2 separate regions of the Homo sapiens genome follow, and region 1 is linked to region 2. Evidence: chromatin loops called from intact Hi-C (ENCODE). Cell type or tissue: sigmoid colon. All regions are shown on one strand. Each heading gives the region's core, and the rest is flanking DNA. Links, peaks and the distances in the headings are about the cores only. Region 1 has its middle 77 kb from the start of VGLL4. Region 2 overlaps ATG7 (autophagy related 7).

Evidence for each region. A loop is a pair of places that touch in the nucleus more often than their neighbours do. Peaks named below come from ENCODE experiments on the same cell type or tissue, not always from the same donor. Only the 100,000 strongest peaks of a DNase experiment are listed, where the experiment ranks them.
Region 1: it touches region 2 in a loop (2.1-fold over the local background); 2 of 110 quality-filtered maps call a loop at or near these places.

What each region holds. Positions count from the first base shown.
Region 1 is chr3:11,719,068-11,721,868 of GRCh38, reverse strand. It overlaps a transcript of VGLL4 not described here. Among named protein-coding and RNA genes, the nearest start is that of VGLL4, 77 kb to the right of the region's middle. RefSeq lists silencers at 1,282-1,651, 1,892-2,801. In sigmoid colon, for the core only: no CTCF peak of the experiment used is centred there; DNase peaks (open chromatin) are centred at 1,188, 1,718 and 2,198; H3K4me3 peaks cover 2,014 bases; H3K27ac peaks cover 2,339 bases.
Region 2 is chr3:11,465,090-11,467,890 of GRCh38, reverse strand. All of the region lies in intron 20 of ATG7 (autophagy related 7), which reads right to left. Among named protein-coding and RNA genes, the nearest start is that of VGLL4, 180 kb to the left of the region's middle. In sigmoid colon, for the core only: no CTCF peak of the experiment used is centred there; DNase peaks (open chromatin) are centred at 1,340 and 1,740; H3K27ac peaks cover 188 bases.

The sequences.
Region 1 (2,801 bases), core at 222-2,721, 250 kb before region 2:
GCGAAGCCTGTAACCCCACACCGGCTCTTCGAAGAAGCATTATCTCTGTTTTACGGATGAGAAAACTGAGGTTTGATAACTTGCCCCAAATCCTATAACAAATAGAGGCGGAGTTTGGATTCAAATTCTGTCTGAATCTAAAACCCTTTTTCTGTCTTACCATATTTCCTGGAATCTGCCCAGGCAGTCCTCATTCCTTCCTCATTCCCTGTCTGAGTTTGGCAGGATGAATCTCCTATTTACAGTCTTTCTCAGGATTTCTCTTTTCCTAGTCCGAGACTACTGATGGACTAAAACGGAGTCTATGTAAGAGTACCTTTGGGAAGACTGGGAACCTTCCGAGCTTTAATCTGTGAATATTTATCCAGGAATCAGGAAAGCCAGGGGACCTATTCCTAGGTTGACTTGTAAGTTGGGTTGTCCCATCTCCAGAGGCCCTGTATGGACTGGAGGAGAGTACATTTCACAAGGGGCCCCAAGTTTCGGGCAACACCTCCACCTGCTTTAGGTAAACCATTTAATCTCACTGAAACATGGAACTACGCATACCTGTCTTTGCATATCCAACAGGGGCTAAGATCCAGTGAGACACCGTGCTGTTCCTTGATATGATCAGATGAGGCAACAGATGGGAAAACAGTTTGAAAACTGCAAAGCATTTTTTTTTTCCAGCACGAATGTAAGCTGGTATTTGTTTTCATTGTTATCATTCCCTTTCAGCAGAGCCCTCTCCCAGGGAAAGCCCTTACGGTAGGGGCTCCTAATAATGACTGAGGTTTGAGAACAGCCAGAAGGCAAGCAACATGAAGCCTTTTAAAGCAAACCAGAGGAAGTCCAGTCTCTATTTATTTTATGAAGTTAGCCGCTGGATATGTTAAGCAAATGTTTTCTTAATTGTGGCAGTACAAGAAAACAACAGGGCAAGGGTTGCTGGGGATGGCGGGGGGCGGGTATCAGGCCTCTATCCCCCGGCCCCCCACCACCAAATCCCCAGAGAAAGACAGGAAAAAATTAAAGACAGGCCTTTTCTTTTCGTGGTCACATGTCTGCCCTGCTGCTGTAATATAAGAACCTGCGCCAATTAGAAACGTTTTACCTCCTCCTCCCTGCCCCTCCCCGGGCACATTTCAGAGCAGTCCGGGTTGTGGACGCCAGGAGTTTGCCAAACACAGCAAACACTGGTGTGTGAGCGGCTGAAGGGGACTCTTTCCACTCCGATCTCCCTCCCTCCCAGCCTGTTTTGATTTACTAGGACTTCCTCCTCCGGGCGAGGCGGGGGAAGGACGCCGCCGAGCGCCTGGAGTTGTGCGCGTGTGCGTGTGCGCGTGTGCGAGTGTGAAGTGCAGCGCTGGAGTGCAACATGCTGTAATGGGAGGAAACCCAGCGGCGTCGGAGCGCCCGGGACCGCCGCGGCCGTTCTGAGCGCAGTGGCGCCGAGCAGCCCCTCCCGCAGCCGGTGTGACCTGTCCCTTCAGGTGCGTGGCCGTCGGCCGTCGGGGAGCGCGGCTCGGGCATGCGGGTGCCGAGAGGGGGCGACGGGGCCCGGGAGGCGGGGGACGGAAGGTGCGCCGCGTTCCGGGGGTGAGCGGGTGTGGACGGCGAACCGGCGCGGGCGGGTGGTGCGCCCTTATCCGGCTGCTCGCGAGCCGGGGGAAGCGGAGGGCGGCGTGGGTGCCGCAGGTTCGGCTGAACTCCGGGCGCTTGGCGGGGTGTGTGTGGCGGGAAGGGCAGCAGGTCCGCGGGACGGGTCTGGTTGGACTGTGAACGTCGGCGTCCCGTGCGCTGTCCCCCGGGAGCAGGGACCTACTGTGCGCGCGTGGGGAGCGCGGCGGGCACCTGGGCGCGCACGAAATGTGCGTTTGTGTTTGTACATTTGCACGGCGCTGTGTCCCCTGGCGGGGCCTCGGGGGCGGGGGCGTGCGAGATGCCGTGTCCACAGCAGTGTGCGCCATGTCCACTCGCCCTGCCCGCTGGCGCCTCTCGGGAGCGCCCGCCCCGACAAACCTCACTGCCCCAGCGCGCCGGCATCGGCCCGGGAGGTGCGAGCTGGCACCGGGCGCGCAGCTGGCGGGGGAGGGAAAGCGGCCTCTCCCTGCCGCGGGAGGCCTCGCCCCTATCTCCCTCCCGGCTCACCTGGCTCAGCCCCCACCTGCTCCGTGAGGGGCGTGACCGAGGGCGTGGCCTGGCTGGCCTGGCGGAGCCCGGCTCAGGTTGGCCGGTGCCTCATTCCAGGGATTCCTCGCGCTCCCGCGCTCCCGTCCGCCGGCCCGGTCCGCGCGTGCGTGTGCGTGTGCGTGTTTGGCGGGGGCCCGTGCGGGGGCTCGGGCGCGAGCCCGCCTGTGCGTCTGCGCGCCCTCGGGGTGCGCCCCGCGTGCCCAGGTCCCGTCCCCGCCCCTGGGTCCCCCGCAGGGCCAGGCCGGCCCCAGGCGGGCGCGCCCAGAGCCGCCGGGCGGTGAGTGCGGTTGACCCGGTCGGCGGGGCGGGACCCGGGCTGGGCGAGGGCTGGCCTGAGAGGGGCCTTGGGGTGGGCTGTCGGAGCAGAACCGGGATGCCCTGCGGGAGGGAGGAGGTGGCGGGTCCTTGCCGGGCCGCTCGGGAGGCGCCGGTGGGAGCGGAAGCGCCTAGGCTCCCGGAGGACGTCCTGGGAGTCGGAGGCTCGGGGCGGGCGAGGAGGCCCGCGCCTGGCACCCCGCGGTCCCCGCCGGCCTCAGGGAGGGCTGTGATGTGGACTGCGGGAAGGGGCACCGTACTCTTCCTGTGCTTCCTGCCCGGTCCCCAAAACAGGACTGCACACTCTCCCT
Region 2 (2,801 bases), core at 92-2,591:
AAAAAATTCAAAGGTAAAAATATTAAGTAACAATAATGTACCAGTTACTTTGTTAGGCAAGACATATAAAGCAGTAAATAAGACATATAATGTCTTTGCCTTTATGGGGATTATATTTGAGTGGGGCTGGGGTGGTAGACAGAACACAAATAAATAATAATGCCAAACGGTGATAAGTCCCACATAGGAAACAGGACAAAGGAATAAAAAAATAGGGCCAGGCGCATTGGCTCACGCCTGTAATCCCAGCACTCTGGGAGGCCAAGGCAGGTGGATTACCTGAGGTCAGGAGTTCAAGACCAGCCTGGCGAACATGGTGAAACCCCGCCTCTACTAAAAATACAAAAATTAGTCAGGCACGATGGTGGATGCCTATAATCCAGCTACTCGGGAGGCTGAGGCAGAAGAATCGCTTGAAGCTGGGGGGCGGAGGTTGCAGTAAGCCGAGATCGCACCATTGCACTGCAGCCTGGGCGACACAGGGAGACTCCATCTCAAAACAAAACGAAACAAAACAAATTACGGTTGAGGTAATATTTTATGTCCATTTTACGGATTAGGAAAATGAGAACAACAGGTTAGGTGAGTTGTTCAAAGACTTCCCAGCTAATAAGTAGTGAATTTAAACTCAGGTTGGTCTGACTCCAGAGTTGTTACTAACCACTGCCCCATGCTATCTCTTTGGCTTCCTGAGAAACCAAAGAATCTGCAGAAGTGATAGGGTTAAGAAGCCATCAGTTTTTTTTGTTTGTTTTTGTTTTTTTCTGAGATGGGGTTTCACTCTTGTTGCCCAGGCTGAAGTGCAATGGCATGATGTCAGCTCACTGCAACCTCTGCCTCTCGGGTTCAAGTGATTCTCCTGCCTCAGCCTCCAAAGCAGCTGAGATTACAGGCGCCCGCCACCACACCTAATTTTTTGTATTTGTAGAGATGGGGTTTCACCATGTTAGTCAGGCTGATCTCAAACTCCTGACCTCAGGTGATCTGCCCGCCTCGGCCTCCCAAAGTGCTGGGATTACAGGTGTGTGCCACCATGCCCAGCTCCATCATTATTTTTAAAAGTCCCTCCATTTAGGACATAAAAATTTCTGAGATCTGTGAACACAAATGAGTGTACTACAAGCTGTCATTCTGATGCTAATGCATCCAACAGTTGAGTTTCTATAGATGATATTGAACATAAAGGTGCTATAATCCTTCATACAACCCTCTGAGAACTGCTTTTTCCGAAAAGAGCAGTAAGAGCACAAAGGCTTACAGAGTTTAAGAAACCTGTTGTAAATAATGGAACTTATAAGCACCGACGCTGTAGTCTAGGCCTCGTGCCTGTGACTACAGTGCTTTTTCCATTACACCATGCTGCCTTCCAGAAGAGTCCCCAAGGAGTTACATTTTTCTCCCACTGGGAGACAAGGCAGTAACTAACTTGGCAGAACAGAAAGAAATGAGTGACTGTTTTGTGTCTCTGCCAAGCAAGTATTCATGCCCTTTGCAATATGACGTGGACACAAAACCAACTGATCTTTAGCAGCTAAGCATTCTAGAATTTGCTGAAGAATTTTCTCACCTTACCCGTATGGGGTCCAAAATTAAGAGGGGAAAAACATATTTATGTCTCATTCAGAATTCAAAAAGCAATAAATCCTTCAAGCCCCTGGCAAGTTTCTTTAATCCACTGTAATCATGTTTCCTTGTATAACAAGTCTTGTGATGTCTGCAGCAGCTTCTCGCTAGAGGAACAGCAGCCTCAATGCTGGAGTTCTTCTCATGCCTGGGGGATTATTCCATTTTCCACATTAGGAATAAGCCGCAGACTTTAGGTTCTAAAACGGAGCCAGAAAATGCTGACTAGAATCCAGATGCCCTAAATATAATTAGAGCTAAATTTTACTGCCCTCTGTGAAAGACACAAATGAAAAGAATGTACCAACTTTCAGAATATTGATCCAGAGAGCAAAGTTATGAATAGAGCCAGCATGGGTTCTGCTGCACTGAGAGGCCCTTAAAGCTAACCAGGGGCTTTCCAATTCTCTCCCCTTCTTCTTATCCCTGGGTTTTTAATTTTTATAGAAGCCAAATATATTAGGGAAGGAAGAGGGGCTACAGGCTTTTTTATTTTTATTTTTTTGAAGCAGGGTCTCGCTGTCGCCCAGGTTGGTGTGCAGTGGTGCAATCACTGCTCACTGCAGCCACGACCTCCTGGGTTCAAGCAATCCTTCCCCCTCAGTTCTCCAAGTAGCTAGGACTACAGGTGTGTGCCACCACGCCCAGCTAATTTTTATTTTTTATTATTATTTTTTACTAACTTTTTGTAGACATGGGGTTTCACTCACGCCCAGGCTGGTCTCACACTCCTAGCCTCAAGCAATCATCCCACTTCGGCCTCCCAAAGTGTTGAGATTACAGATGTGCACCCAGACTTACAGGCTCATTTTTTTTTTTTTTTGAGACAGAGTCTCTCTCTGTCACCCAGGCTGGAGTGCAGTGGCGTGATCTTGGCTCACTGCAAGCTTTGCCTCCTGGATTCACGCCATTCTCCTGCCTCAGCCTCCCGAGTAGCTGGGACTACAGGTGCCCACCACCATGCACAGCTAATTTTTGAATTTTTAGTAGAGATGGGGTTTCACCGTGTTAGCCAGGATGGTCTCGATCTGGATCCACACGCCTCGGCCTCCCAAAGTGCTGGGATTACAGGTGTGAGCCACTGTGCCCGGCCCAGGCTCATTTTAATAAACCAGGTTTTCACTCAGCTCTAGAACTCTCTGGAGGTGTCCTTACACACACACACACACACACACACA